2 separate regions of the Homo sapiens genome follow, and region 2 is linked to region 1. Evidence: chromatin loops called from intact Hi-C (ENCODE). Cell type or tissue: B cell. All regions are shown on one strand.

The links. Peaks named below come from ENCODE experiments on the same cell type or tissue, not always from the same donor. Only the 100,000 strongest peaks of a DNase experiment are listed, where the experiment ranks them.
Region 2: it touches region 1 in a loop (5-fold over the local background); 1 of 110 quality-filtered maps calls a loop at or near these places.

What each region holds. Positions count from the first base shown.
Region 1 is chr15:70,030,892-70,038,891 of GRCh38, reverse strand. It overlaps LOC124903518 (a long non-coding RNA gene), which reads left to right and starts at 6,630. Exons shown (of 2, transcript XR_007064697.1): 1 at 6,630-8,000. RefSeq lists enhancers at 1,754-1,863, 3,007-3,136, 3,227-3,326, 5,436-6,046, 6,047-6,659. In B cell, no CTCF peak of the experiment used is centred here; DNase peaks (open chromatin) are centred at 1,461, 1,621, 2,191 and 3,021; H3K4me3 peaks cover 1,186 bases; H3K27ac peaks cover 2,667 bases; H3K27me3 peaks cover 312 bases.
Region 2 is chr15:69,878,124-69,886,123 of GRCh38, reverse strand. No RefSeq gene overlaps it. Among named protein-coding and RNA genes, the nearest start is that of LINC00593, 47 kb to the right of the region's middle. RefSeq lists an enhancer at 4,488-4,777. In B cell, no CTCF peak of the experiment used is centred here; DNase peaks (open chromatin) are centred at 4,123, 4,793 and 5,363; H3K4me3 peaks cover 667 bases; H3K27me3 peaks cover 1,212 bases.

The sequences.
Region 1 (8,000 bases):
ATGTAACCAAATACCACTAAACCTAAAATATAACTTCTTATATCATCAAATATCCAATCTGTATTCAAAGATCCCCAATTGTCTCATAAGTCTTTTTACAAAGTGTATTTATTTGAATTAGGATCCAAATAAGATCCACACAGAGCAAGCAAAATTGATATGTCTTTTAGATTCCTGCTTCATATCACATCCTCTCTCTCATACACATCCATACACACACATATTTATTTACTGGAAAAAAAACCAAATTTGTCCTTAGAGCTTCACATAGTCTGAATTTTGCTGATTGCTAAATTGTAGTTAGATCTTGGAGCTTGATTAGATCCAGGCTTGATTTTGGAGGGAGGCAGAATACTTCATAGATTCATTAGGAAACACATAGCAGCTAGATGCTTCTCCTTTTGTATGTTAGCAGTCACCGATGATCATTGTGTAGATTCATTAACTCATTAGGGGCTACATAAGGGTGATTCCAATTGCAACATTTGCTTGAATATTGTTATAAAAAGAAACTGCCCCACACCAACCATTTGGTTACCTTGAAGTACAGTTCATACAGGAAAGGCAAGATGAATGCTTGATTCATTTGCTTTATTTGCCAATTTTCAAAATAATAAGTTAATTCTTCAGTATCCTCAGCAATTGACCAATGAGGTATTCTTTTTTAAAACATTATGAATGTGTGAATTTAAACATATTTGATATGTTTGAGTCAAGTGGAGTTATCTTTATTGCTTCTGAAATCATCCTACTTGGGGATCCTCTTGAAGATGCCTCCTGAGTCTTTTTAATACGACCATACTAGTCTTTGAGAGCTTCCATGCTTTCTGGTAAAAGACAATGTCCCTGGCTCATCTTGTACATTTTCCATCCTGGATGTGGAGTTGGCCATTTTTTCCAATGAACCTTGGTTCTGTTTAGTGGAAAGTGGTATTTGGAGACCATAATCTGGGTGCTTGGGGTGCTTGATGCTAATGAAATGATCATTGTTTCTGGGCCTTTTCAGTAGCAGAGCTAAGAAATGTGTATGTGCATATTTATATATTTGTTAATATATAAATAGACCGTGAGGTCTACTGAGGCTTCTAATTCAAATTCAGGGTTACAGGGTTTTTTTATTTAACCTCATTGATCTTCTACCTGTATCTCCTTGCTAAGTAGATTAAATTCTGAGTGGTTTACACCTAAGTGAAGATGAATTTCAAATTCTTCCCTTGTTGCTATTCATTTGCTGCTTGCTTCATTTTTCCAACCAACCAACTGTGAATTTCTTGAGGGCAGAGATCAAGTTTGGTTCACTTCTCTATTCCCAGTTCCTAATGGAGTACCTGTCATCTGATAGGTGTTTGGTAAACAGTTACTAAATGCCCAAAAGAATGCTTTCAATGAAAAGTTTCCTTTCCTTAAAAGGAGAAGTAGAGTGAGTAGAATCTGAAAATTTGCTCAGGATTGTAAGCCAAGCATATCGGCCCACACACCCATGCATTAATTCAATAAATATAGACAGAACAGACCCAGTGTTGGAGGCTAGGGGCACGAAATATAGAGGTAAGTGATCTATACCCTCACAGAATGCACTTGTTAGTGGAAAAAACAAATTCTACTAATTAATAATTAGTGGCCTGGACAGCATATTGTGGGGGTCCTCATCGGGGGAAGAGGCAACTCTCAGAAGGGTCAAAAAGGGGAAGTATTCATGAAGGCTTCCCAGAGGAGATCACATTTGACTAGGTGTTTAAGAGTGCATCGGGGTTGTAGGTTTATAGAGGGAAAGGCATTTTAGACATGCCAGTCCCTGAACTGCTTGCCTCTCTGCAGTTCTGAGCTAGTTTGTCCTTGGATGGGCCTGAAGAGTTTGTAGATTCCTTGTGCTAGGGCTGGAGCTACTCCTTAGAGAACCTCTAGTGTCTCCCAGGAGGGTCAGCAGGTGGAGGGAGGGAGGAAGGGAGGAGGGAGGAAGCCCACAGTACTGAATCACTTTGCTGAATACTGCACAGAGAGGCCATCCCTCTGTGCAGGGCACTATTTGGAAACTGCTGCCAACTGCTGTGCATGCACTATGTAGATCAGCTTGTTTGTCAACGAAAGTAATTTGCATTCAAGCTTGTTTGGGGACACACTCCCTAGTCTCCAGGAAGCCCTAAGGACAGATGTTACCCAAGACTGCTACTTGACTCACCATCACCTTTCTATCAGTGTGAGGCACCCTCCTCTGGCCCTGCTGGCTCAGTTCCAGGAGGCGCAGGTGTTCAGGCCTCTAAGTCCTACCCACCAACATGGACAGAGCTACCTAGACCTACGCAATCAAAGAATCGCAGTCATCTAATGATATTTGCCCTGGTCTAGAACCCACCAGCCTATGATTTACCTCATAGGTTTAAAAAAATAAGTTTACTTTTTAAAGCCTAAATGTAAAGATTTTAAAAGGAAACTTTATATATTATCATAAATAAAATACCAATATTCCTTACCTTAAATTTAAAAGTCTGCATACTTGTAAATGCAATGAAAACAATTCTAAGTAGCTGTACCTCAAGTTCTCACTCCTTCCTTGTTAAAAAAGGGAGATGACCCAGTGTTTGAGAGCTGTGTTGGACATTCGCACCCAAATGAAACCTGCGCCTTGTCCAAATCAGAAATGATTGAATGAGAATTGGGAAGAGAATAATTTCCTGCTCTGCAGCCCATGGTTTTCAATGCCTCGTCATCTTTCTTACAAAACTCTCCTCTGTGCCACAGCTTGGGAAAGCCAGATCTAGTCCAATATCTTTGTTACAGATGGGGACACTGAGGCCCAGAGAACACAGTGACTTGGAATTGAAAGTTTCATGGAAGCAGGACCTCTGTCAAGCTCAGTCCCTCTGGTATCCCCAGTGCCTTGCACCGTGTGCAGAACGAAGGAATGGGTGACTTCACACAACCTCGAGTCGAGACTGAAACGAACACCCAGGCTTCTTGACTCTTGAGTGTTTCTGTGTTGCAGAGCTCCTCACCCCATCCCCAGCCTCCACCACCCCTCCTCAGCTTCCTCTTTCAGTTCTTCTTGGGGAATTCAGGGGATTGTGCATCTTGAGCAGGGCCATGTGGCCCTGCCTGGATCTCATTCTTTCTCTGCTATCTGCAGCTGGTTATGTCCTAGTCTCTAGGTGGCCTGACCTGCGATGTGCAGGGGGAGAGAGAGGGCAACTGCCTCCCTCTTCCCTCTTTCCTTCGGCCTCCAGTCAGCAGCTCTGAGGGTCCATTCTGAGCCATCAGCCCTGCCCTGCCACCTGGGGTGGGAGAGCTGGTGAGCACAGAGTGGGGTCGTATGGGCAGGAACTGAGGGGCTCCAAATGGATGTGGGGAGAGGCCCGAGCCGGCAGGAGAGTGGCTCCCGTCCCTTGAGCTTCCTGCCCTAGCTTTTCACTCTGAGGACACTGATCTCTGCCCCATCTGTGGGCTCTGTTCTGCACTCACCTGAGCCAGGCCTCGTGAGACAGTTATTGTGTCAGGTCCTGTCTGGCCATCCTGGCACACAGTCATTCAGCCTCTATCCAGTCAACAAACATTTCCAGAGACCCACTCGGTTTGGGCCCCAGACTTCAGAGATGAACAGGACCCAGCCTCTGCCCCCAAGCTGCTGCCAGGGTTGGGGGTGGGGAACGGCCCCATCCCCAGATGACCCTAATATTCCATGACCAGTGCTCCTAGGGCACTAACTGGCACAGGGGCATGGAAGTCCAAAGGACAGGCACCCACGGGCCCCCAGGGCCAGGATGGCTTCCTGGAAGAGGTAAGGTCTGAGCTGCGCTCTGAAGGATGAGGGGGATGAGGAAGGCCATGGAGGAGGGGCAGTGTGGCATGTGCAGAGGCTCCTGAGGGAGGGTGAGGGTGACAGGAGAATGCTGAGGACTGAGATGGACTCTGGGGGAACCAAGGAGCCTCTGACAGTATAACAAGGAGACTCTGGGTGGAATTCGGCCATTGGGAAACAAGCTCTACTTGTGGTGTCAGGGCAAGGCAGAGAGGAGGACGCCAGGCAGCTGGCAGCGTGGGCACTAGCACGGTGACGGTAGCCTCAGAGCATGGCACAGCCAGAAGAATGTACCCAGTGCATAACCAGGGGAAGAGGGGCCTGAACCCATCTTTCACCTTCCATGTCCCACTGCTGCTCAACAGGACTCAGAGGGGAGACTCTCCCAGATGGGAGACCAGCTACATCTGCTGGTCCATTGAACAGGTGCCCTGTTTCCTGCGGCTGGCAAAGCTGGAAGCCTAGTGTTCTGGGATGGCCTGCGTCATTGCTACCCCTTGAAAGGCAGCTTACCCTCCCCAACCTTCTACCTTGTGGTAGCACAGATGTCAGCTGTGGGCTTCTGCCTCCAACCCTTCCCCCTGAGTTTCTCTTGGTCACTGTGGCCAGAGCCCACCTGACACAGGCCAGCCATCTCTCCCCCACCCGTGACATTCCCCCAGCAGCCCTGCCCTGTGCCTAGTGCTCCATGTATTGCCCTGTGGGCCCTCCTGCCACCATTCTTGATGCCTCTGGGCCTCCAGGGTCTCAGGCCTCACCCTGGCCAACTTCCCTCTCCCTGTAGTCCAGAGTGTCCTCAGCTCCCTGCCTCCCTCTCTGCACCATTCCCAGAGCAGGCCTAAGTTTTGGCTGTGCCCCAGGATTACTGGGTGTGATTCTTTGCGCATCTGTGCCTCAGTTTCCTCATCTGAAACAGCGGGGTGGAAACCAGACGTCAGAATCCCACCCTCTGCCATGGTGGGCCCAACCCAGAACAGTAGCACCCTGGCCTCCCCACAGCCCCATTCCAGATGCCGAGTTTCGGGGGGCGGCCAATTCTGCAGGGAGGGGTGGCGGCTGGCTTGTCTAGCCAGCGCTGCTGCTATCCCAGTCCCAGCCCGAGGCAGCCCATCTCCGCAGCTCTCTGCTCCACGGTCCACCATTAGCGCGCAGCGGCCCTCGCCCCTCGGGCGGCCCCCGCACTGAGCAGATGGCAGGGGAGGCGATCGGCCGCGTCAGCTGCTGTTATCTCTCGCTGATGACACGGAGTGTAAATTTTGTTGGCAACACTCCCTCCTGCCTCTGCATGCCACCAGCTTTAATCACTGTAATTGAGTTATAATGAATGATTGTGTGTTCGCATTGTCTGAGCCAGGCGCAGCCGGAGCGAGTGAGCGGGGCTGGGCCCGCCCGCCCGCTGGGGTAGGGGGTCCTCCCTGCCCCGGGGAGGGGGCATCGCCTTCCCCCGCGCCTGGGGCGCTGGGCCTGGGCTTTGCCACTGCCCTGGGCTCCCTTCCCCCAGCATGGAGGCGGCCACACACCACAGCAGGGCTTAGTGCTTGTTTTTCCCTTATTATCATTTTCAAGTGACACAATGCATTCAGGAACATTGTGGAATATTTGGGAAATTCAGATAAGCCAAAAGAAAAGGAAAAGAAGAAAAGGAATGAGAATCACCGAAATCCTGCCCCTCGGCGATAACCTCCCTGCCCCACTACTTTACATTTTGGTGAATATTCTTTCAGACGTTTTACCACGCCAATGGAATGACAGCCGCTGCCTCCCGCACCCATCCCTGTGCGTCTGTGCCCGGTGCCTTACTACAAGCCTAGCCTCACTTGACCTCCAGAGGCTGATCCAGGAAGTGGCTCCCAATTACTCCCATTTTACAGAGGAGGCAACTGAGGCCCAGGGAGCTCAATGGACCTCCCAAACACAAGCAACCAGCTAGTGGGCTGCCCTGCTTCAAACCCGGTGGGGGCTGAGTCTGTTGGCCCCCTCCTAAGTATGCAAATAAAGTAAATTTTGAACACCCTTCTCTGTGCTTTCTCCAGTCCCCTGGTGCCCAGGAGAAAAGCAAAATTGTCTCTCGAACTGTAATGTTCTTTTTCGTTACAACATGACAGTGTCCATCCAGGGAGAGGGAATGTTGGGACTAGGTTTGCCTATTTCAGGAGAGTAGCCACCAAGTCCCCTGTGGCATCTCTGGATAGGACTGTCCCTGGTTCCCATGGCCCTTTGGGCTGCTGCCCCTTATGAGTTCGGGGGCCCTAGGCAAGACACTGCCCCATCTGTAAGTGAAGGGTAAGGGGAGCCTTCTGGGGTGGTCTGCCATCTCTGGTGGTGTTGGGGTCCCAGGAGGGTGGGCCAGCAGCTAGTGTGGCTGTAGGGCTGAGTTGACACAGATTAACCTCCAGAGAGGCTCCCTGAGTAAGGGCAGAGGGAGGTGCTAGTGAGACCAACAGCAGTTGCCCTGGCCAGGAGACACCATCGGGTAGGGGTTGGGGGTGCTGATCCCTTTGCAGGCTGTGGTCCTGGGGCAGGGCTGGAGTATGGTGGACAGCAGACAGGGCTTCTCCCAGCTCCAGCCTGACAGTCTGCACCACCTTGGCTGGTCTCATCCTCCCAAATTTCTCCTCTGAGCACTGATTCTCTGGTCTAAAATAATAAATTTCAAGGTCGCCCAGTAGTTTCTCCCACTCTTCCAGATAGCAGCATTTATTTTTTATTAAGTGACAATAGTATTGTTATTATCAATACACATATTATGTATACTTATATAGAAATATTTATATGTCTATAAATAATAGTAATATTTTATAATGCACAAATAATTATGATTATACGTGACATTTATTGAGCACTTAGTATGTGTTAGGCTTAATGTTTCTGTGCTAAGTTTATTTTCTTTTGTGACACAGTACAGTCCTTTTCTACACCAATAAGGTAAAAGCCATTTGTAAATAGATGTTTCAGTGCCTTCAATCCTGCATTTTTAAAGCCAAGCTCTCCAGCAGGACTCAACTCAGTCCTCTGCCTCAGACCCACCTTCACCTCTCCACATCTAGATGGAAGGGGGCTTACGAGTCTCCTTGCTTGAGGCAGCTCTCCAAGGAAGTTGCAATGATTGTTCTTCTTGGAGTATTTCTTGGTAAGGTATTTCAAGGGCCCTTTAGAGAACTGCTTCTCAGAGAAAACAATGATGACTTTTGTGAAGTGTTCTCAGTAAACAGCATTCTCCAGGTTTCAGGTTTCCAGTGCCTTTGGCCTTCTCTTTTGATGATGGTTCTGGTTTCTAGGATCAAAAGTCCTTTCTTCCCCAGGAGGACCCCAGGTGCCAGGCTCCATGTTTCCTGATGCTCTGTAGGCACAAGGGACATTGGTAAGGAAAGCGTACTGCACCCTCTCACTGTCTCATCAAATCCTCCCCACAACCCCAGCACCAGCTCCATTTTACAGAAGAGGAATCTGAAGCAAGAGAGGGTAAGTAACTTGCCCAGGGTCACACAGTTAGGCGATGGTGCAGGCTAATGCTTCCCATGCACTGTGGTTGGCACTGGGGGATGAATGAGACACACACAGCCCCATTCCTTGACACACTTCAGGGCTTCCCCGGACAGCTGACCTATCCCCATGCATCACCCCTGCAGACACACCCCACACATGTGTGGGCATACCCATGACATCACTGATCTCTGCAACATAGTGGTTGCCCTCTCCACTGTGCACCGCCCGGTACTGGACTTGTCCATCTGGACTTCACTGGCAAGGCAAGGCCTTTGACCTGAAGGGGAGGGATTCTTCTTTCTTGCCTTAGGAAGATCACATGGATCCCGAAGCTGTGCAGCTCCTAGAGACTAAGACCCTCCTCTTACAGATGGACGCCACAGACAGACCCATAACACACGGAACTCATATAAGCCACTGCTCGCCCAGAAAATGTCAGGTCATAGTGCTTGGCCAGTCACCTCCTTCCATCCCCGGCATCAGGCCTGCCCTCCGGAGCTGCTGCTGCTTTCTCCAGGGCTGGGGCACAGGTCTACTCTGTGGAGGTCTTACCTGTCCTTCAGTCCCCATACCCTAGACACAGCATGCTGGCCCCCAGCCTCTGGTGCTTCTGCTGTAGGGTGTCAGGAATGCATAGGGTGTGGGGTGTAGGTTCTGCTATAGGGTGTTCAGCATAGGCCAGAGATACAGAAAGGAGGGAGGAGGAAGGAGGTGGCCATTC
Region 2 (8,000 bases), 150 kb after region 1:
AATTGGGACGTGATCAATGGGACAGGAAGAAGACACCTCTCTCACACTCTCAATAAACCCAAATTTTCTATAACCACGTCTTTATTTTTTAAATAAATCCAGAGCCCCACAGGCTGCTCAGCTTCTTCTCCAGGCCTGCCCACCCTTTGAGAGCTTCAAGGCTTAGAATGAGGCCGGGTAGCCCAGACTCACTTAGGAGTGGGACGTCTGTCACCCGCCCGTCTTGCGGGATGAACAACGAAGCTCTCTTATCCCACTTGCTCCCCCTCCCAGGGCCGCCAAGATGTAGGGACAGGCGTTAATTGAAGCCACAGCGAACTGGGCCAGAGCTGCCTGCGATGCTGAGAAACACACCGGCTGTTTTCAAAGCGCCTTTCTCTCCTCTCCTTTCTAATGAAAACCCTCATGTAATCTGTTAGTGCCACTGCACTGGAGCATGAATTATTCAGAGAAGTCTCTGTTCGGTTATCTCCCCTCCCCGGGGACGCCCCTACCATTGTCCGCACTGATGGGTCATTATGCACTCTGTGAATTTAATCTTTTAGGCTATCCGGCCGCACAGAAAAAATGTATGAATAACAATTTTCCTGTAATAACCTTCAACTAACCTTTCAACTAGAGTGAGTCATTCCAATCCCATTTTCACATCAAGAGGAGTCAAAGGCAGGCAATTACCTCTTATCTGTTTCAGAAGCTGCCCCCACCCCAACTGCACCCTTAATTTTTAAAGAGGTGTTGAAGAATGTGTGGGAGCCAGTGGAGGAGGGGGCCTGGGTGGAGGAGGTGAGAAGGGTTGGGTGGTAAGAGGCAGGCACTGGCATTCCAACACCGAACTTCAGCCTTTCCCTCTGGACCTGCCTTGCCATCTCCTAGGGTCACCAGCACTGCCTCTCATCAGCCCACAATGTGGCTTTCTCAGCCCTCTGAAAGCAGCCACCAGTTCCCTCTCTTGCCCCCACTAAGGGAAAATGTCTCCTCTATCCAGAGATTTCCACAAAGCCCTTCCATGGGAGGCAAGTTCAGATGAATTTTGTCTCCTAGTGAGAGTGTTGGGCTCACCATGCTGCTGACACAAGAGAGGATGGGGAGAGTGGGGGCCTGTGCCCACCCCAAGAGCCCCATTTCACCCCTGGGCTTGCACAGTGCAGAGATCTGGAAGGAGCCTGGACTTTGGAGTCAAGTGTAACTGGCTTTGAGACTTGGCTCCTCCAGCTGTGTGAACTTGGGTAAGCCACTTTACCTCTCTGAGCCTTGGAAGGGCTTCATGGATAAAATGGGGATAACAATAACAATAACTTACAGAATTGTTGTTAGGGTCAAATGGGACATGGAAGCAAACTCTGTCCAGTGCAAAGCCCCGGGGCTGGGTCAGCTCCTCCAGTGAGGCTGAGGCACCCCTACCCCTATTTTTCCCATCTCCTTTTTTTGATCTTGGGTTCAGCCTGGTTCTGAGCACCCAACTCCCTTCCCTAAGCTCCTTGGCTCCCCAGATAGGGGCTAATACACTCATCCACACTCAGGTCTTAGAATGGCAACTTCTAATGGCTCAAAAAATCCTAAGAGGAGGGGGCGTGAGCAGTGCTTACCCTAAGGGACTTGGCCCATTCGTAGTGTGTACAACTGACTCTAGGCCTTTCACTCCTGGAGCAAGTCTTTGCTTTGTCTGTTTTGCCTCCAACCAATCTTTTCTTTTTTTAAATTAACCAAATGAAAAATGTGAACTCAGAGTGTGAAATGACTTCTCCAAGTCCTAATTCAGAAGAACAGATCCTGGACCAGGACCCAGGGGTCCTGACTCCCCTCCCAGTGCTCAGAGCATCATACTGCCTCTTAAAGTGCTTGAATGGTGGCAGTACAGGCATGATGGCCTTTGGCAGGAAGGGATCCTTGATATTCCTCAAACCAAACCTTGCCAAGCCTTGGTGAGTCTTCTTTCCAGGGTCACACAATAGTCAAGAACCTTGTGCTGAAGGCCTGACAGATTCCTCAGTGGGTTAATGCCACTCTGGACAATCACAGAGGTAGCATGGAAAACATCAGGTGGCCTGCCTGGGTGACTAGGTTGCTCAGTGAGCATGAGCTGCAGATAGAGAGGGAGGTGCCGTGTGATGAGATGAGAGAGGACAGGGTGAGTAGGTACTGGGCTCACCGGCAGCGGGCTTCCTGTGCCATTTGTTTTCAGACTGTTGGTTAGCAGGGTCCCGCACTCCAAGCCATCTGCCTGGTTCAGGCCTACCCAGGGCAGGGAACGTCACCTCCTGAGAGCCCTGTTTCACATCTACCTCCCCCACCCTCCCAATCCCTCCCAAGACCCCACCAACCCGTTTTTTCCACAACCTGCAACCTTGACTCTTGCTTTGACACTCTAAGAAGCTTTCTGTCTTTCCCTCTTGACCTCTCTTCCTCCAGCAATTGGATGACTGGAAGGAGGTAGCCTGGACTCAGCTCTCCCTTCCTCTCTGTTCCAAGTCTGTTGGATCCTTGTCCAGGCTTTTCCTCTGCTTCTCCCTTTGGTGCATTTGCATCACTCCTAGCATAGCCCCTGCTGTCCTTGCAGAAGGATATTTCTGAAACAAAACAAAACAAAAAAATTCTCCAAGTCCTCAAAGGAAATATACAAAAACACTGGCGATGGAGGTGAATAAGTCATGAGGGTGGGGCCCTTGTGAATAGGATTAGTGCTCTTATAGAAGGGTTTGACTGAGGGAGTTCTTCCCTTCTGTCATACAAGAAGAGGTGAGGACACAGCATTTGTCCCCTTTGGAGGACACAGCAACAAGGCATCATCTTGGAAGCAGAGAGCGGCCCTCATCAGACAACTGAACATGCCAGGGCTTGATCCTGGACTTTCAGCCTTTGGAACTGTAAGAAAATAAATTTCTGTTTCTTATACATTACTCAGTCTCAGATATTTTGTTATAGCAGTAAAAAAATAAAGAATTAAGAGAGTTTCCAAACTTTAGAAATATGTATTATAAAAGTTGGCGAGCTAAGAGAATCACAGTCTTCAACTTTTTTACCCTCCCATTGAAGACCTGATTGTGATGTGAGTATCAGAGGTGGAAATCGGGGCTGCTGGTGAGGGAAGGGCCTTTGCTGCCTTTTAGGAAGGCAGGAAGAATCCAAAATGGCTGCTGACCATACAAGGAACAAACCATGAAGACCACCATAGGGGACCACTCACACTCAAGTCTGGGCTGCTGGTGCAGCACCTCCAACAGGCACCCGGGAGGAAGTAGCCTGCACTGCTCAGGGAGTGGGCAGCCTCTTCAGGAAGAAGCTTTCCTAGGTCAGAATTCAAACTCGGGTCCATCTGTGTCCAAAGCCTGCATGTGTCTCCATCATCATCTCCCTTTTTAGCACACACATAAGATCATTCTGAATCCCAATGGACTTTGCCTTAGCTTTGTTTATTTCTCCAGTGGCCATAGTAGGGACACATCCCCTTTACCTCCCCTTTCTCCACCCCACTTGTACCACCATCTTCTATAATAATGCCAAGATCACCCACCCTTAGACCCTGAAAGCAGCCTGACACCCTTTTCCCTCTGTGCCAGTTAATCAAACCTTACAGTCTCAGCTCCTGGAGAGTTTGTCTTGGAGTCTGGTACAGATTCTCAGCTCACAGCAAGGCTAGGGGAGAATGCTCTGAACTGATGGTGTGTGTTCTCTCAGATGTTTCACATTTGAGTGTATATAAAAGAGCAAAATGGGCTGAAGAGCCAACATTTGTGCTACAAAAACATGTCATATCAACAACAGCTACCTTGTCCCCAGAGAAAATTAGGTTGTATAGATGTGAATGTGGTTTTTTTTTCTTTTTTTTTTTTTCTGGGGGTGGAAGTGTTGTATTTTAATGCCTGATTTTGGCAGTTGGTGCAGAAAAATAATCGTGATGCCAATGGCCAAATTTTCCTCCATCCAATCTCAGAAAACTCGAGTTTATGTTTAAATTTCATGCAGCAGAGTTATATACACAGTGCATGAGGGCGGCTGTTCAAAATGTACACATTTCTAGCTCCACTGTAATTTTTTTTCTTTTTGCAAAAGGGAGCTGAGACATAAACACCACCCCCGTCTGACTGCACACAAGGTATGTATGTAAGCGACAAAAATAACTCCCCCGGGATTTCTACAGCCAGGCTGTCGTGCACAGGCACTGCACACGCCAGTGCAGATTGCTAACAGGTGTGGCTCGGGGGAAGGATGAAGCCAAGGACAGGCTGTGATGACTGCACGCTGGTGAAGTGATGGCAGAGAGGGGTGCACCACCTCCCTCTCCCACGACCTGGCCCCATCCCCCTTCCACAATAAGTACCAGGCACGATCTTGGGCATCATTGCCAAAATGTGGGATTCCGAGTAGTGCTATAGCTCCAAGATTGGCCTCTGGTAGGAATGTGAGAGGACATAAATGTCATCCTGAGTTTGGTGAGCTGGAGTAGCCACTCTGAAGCAAGGCTGGACTTGCTCCCTACTGTCCACTGCTTAAGAAACCAATGGTCTTAGGTCCCTGTAGAATCTAGGATGACGAATACTGAGGTGCTCTAGAAACATAGGCTGTTTCCGGAGCCTCCCTGTTGCCCGTGAGATAGAAGGAGCAGGACCCTCCCACTTCACAGGTGAGTCTCTGAGAGGCTGAGTCACTGCAGTATGGTCATACAGCCAGGCAAAGGCAGAAAACAGCCTGGACACCTTCTGCTGCTTTTGCAACAGACTATGAGGAGAGGCCCAGGGGAATAGCACGCAGGGTGCAGGGTGATTTGACTGGAGGGACAGAGGAAGTCCTGCCTCACCCATTTGCAGACCTGAAATCCTCAAAGGGAGTCAGCCATTGGATGTTGACAAAATTTCCCAAAGGTGTGTTAGGTGGCACCTGGATTCAAGATGTGCAAAAGCGTTAAGAGGGTCTGTCCCCAAAAAGTTTGGGCAATGCTGATTTAAACAAACGTAAAGCATTTTATACCCCGCAGGACTTCTCAGAGCCCTTACTATGCTAATGACCCAAGGTGGGGACTTAGTATGCAGGATCTTCCAACCACATTGACCGGAAAAATATTTTCACAAAGCCCTTTTCAGACCTAGTGCTTTGCAGACACACACTTTGTGGAATGCTGGATTAAGGCAATGATGAGTTTAGAAAGGCATATTTTTCTCAGGGAGGAGTAAAATATTATTCTAATATTAGTGAAATCCTTCTAAATGCAAAGTGGTTTAACAGATGAGCTTTAAATCATCTGAAAGACTCTGAAGAAATGGGACACAGGAAAGGTAAGTTTTGATTTGAAGAAGAGCAGAGGGAAGTGAAACTGCCTTAAATCCAATTTGAGAAAAGCTTATTTAAATGTGTTGCTGGAAAAAAAAAAAAAAAGAAAGAAAGAAAGAAAAAATGGTTTCAAGTTTTGTTGAAGTTTGGCTTTGTACCAAAAACTCTTAGGCCAAGGTGAGACGTAAAAGGTGCTAATGCGTTGCCCAAGGGGCCTATGTCAGATTCAAGCAAAGCCCAGCCAGAGGCATCTTGGGGGACAGCTGTTGGCTGGGGGTGTGGGGGTGGGATCTGGGAGCTGAGCTATTTTTACTTCATCTTGAAAAGGAGAGAAATAGCTGCTTTCTTAGAGGAAAAAAGCATTCATATATTATTTGGGGAGGCTGTGATGTAAGAACACATCTCTGCTCCATCAACTGTTGATGGGAGTGTAAATTAGTTCAACCATTGTGGAAGACAGTGTGGTGATTCCTCAAGGATCTAGAACTAGAAATGCCATTAGACCCAGCAATCCCATTACTGGGTATATACCCAAAGGATTATGAATCATTCTACTATAAAAATACATGCACATGTATGTTTATTGTGGCACTGTTCACAATAGCAAAGACTTGGAACCAACCCAAATGCCCATCAATGATAGACTGGATAAAGAAAATATGGCACATATACACCATGGAATACTATGCAGCCATAAAAAAGGATGAGTTCATGTCCTTTGCAGGGACATAGATGAAGCTGGAAAACATCATTCTCAGCAAACTAACACAAGAACAGAAAACCAAAACCTTATGTTCTCACTCATAACCAGGAGTTGAACAATGAGAGCACATGGACACAGGGAAGGGAATATCACACACCAGGGCCTACCAGCGGGTGAGGGGATAGGGGAGGGATAGCATTAAGAGAAATACCTAATGTAGATGATGGGTTGATGGGTGCAGCAAACCACCATGACACATGTAGGCCTATGTAACAAACCTGCACATTCTGCACACGTACCCCAGAGCTTAAAGTATAATAATAAAAAAAATGAAGCTCTAATATTCAAGCTCTCAAAGGCAGGGCCTGGGTCTCATTCACCCAGTTTAGGGCCCAGTGAGGGAGGACAATGTTTGTTGGGCTAAACTGGACACCTGGCCCTGGGGTTTTTAAGATGGGATTCTACTGCAAACACCACAAGACCTCCCTTAGTACACAGTACCTTCCGGCAGGATTGTCCTGGAAGTTGTGAGTCTGCCCAGAAGGAGCACAGGGATTGGGGGCAGGTGATTTGGGGGTCCATACCTGCCTCTGCTTCTCTTCAGTTAGGTGGCCACAAGCAGGTCCCTTAACCTCTCTGAGCTCCAGTTTCCTACCTGTAAAATAGGGATCCTGAAAGCTGCCTGGCGTACCTCCCAGGTGACAGGTGGATTAAATGAGAAGTAACAAATGCATGTTTTGAAAGGAAGATGCTGTACAAATTCCAGTTATTATTACATGACAGAATGTAAGCAATGTTAGGAAGGCATCTTCTCCTATCTAGAAATATTGTTTTGCCAAGGCATGTTAAAGGGCCTGAAATGTCATTATTAGAAATTTATTCCCTGGGATGTTAAAGGCTTTTACATGTTTAAGACATTTTCGCTAAAATGCATTTGGGAGGCATCAATATTCAGCCATTATCTCTGGGCCTCTGAGAGTCTGGCCTGAGACATGGACTTTTCCTGGCTGGCAGCAAACCAGCAAACCATTGCGGATGGGGCTGAGGAAGGAGGGGTGTGATAAAGAGAAGCCAGTGTCCCAGGCAGGTGCTCCCCAAGTGTGGGATAGACCAACGCTTCTCACCCCTGTGTGTGCCCACGAATGACAAGCGGAGGGAGTTAAAATGCAGAATCCCATTCAGAGGGCCTGAGCGGGGCCTGAGAATCCTCATTTCTAGGGAGATCCCAAGTGATGCCAACACTACGAGGACCACATTTGGAAGAGCAGTGATACATAACAGCAAGCCCAAATGTCCCCAGAAAACCAGGCTTTGGTGGAAGGCCTAAGCCCTGCGGCGTGTGATGGTTTGGGAGGATTTCTGGCAAAAAGCAGCTCTCCCCCATGAGAAAATGACTAATACATAGGGCTGCTGTTTTTAAATTTGGATCTGTATTTTTGTGGGATCTTGGTTAGTGCTCTGAAGAACTGTAACATGCACACACAAGATGGGGCCTTGAGACCTTGCTGGGGCCCATGCCCGCAGGGCCCAAGAGGGCCTGAATCCCCCGCTCCCCTCTGGCTCACACCTGGAACCCCAGGTTCCCTCTCCCCTCACCTTGTGTTCTACTTCAGCTCAGGTTTTCTCAGAGGCCCTAGCTCTCCCCCCTGCCTTTATGTGTCTGAATGGTGTGTGGGCATGCTGTTTCTCTCTCTCTCTCTCTCTCTTTCTTTCTATTTGTCCCTCTCCTTCTCCCCCACTTTTCCCCCTGCCCCCTCCATTATCATCATCCTTATCATCCTCCTCCCCATGCTGTTTCTCCAGTAGCTGGTTCGCAGAGGATAGGTGACTCACAACCTCACCAAGTGATCAGAGCTCACTCTCAGAAATCACCAGCATTTACACACTGGACTAGGAGCCCCCTGAGGGCAGACACTGCTCTCTTCTGCTTGGGGCTCCACTGACAGCATAGCGCCCAGTATAGGGAGTGGAGGAAGAGATTGGACATTTTCCCACTGCTTGTAATACATACTTGCATTTGGAGGGCCTCATG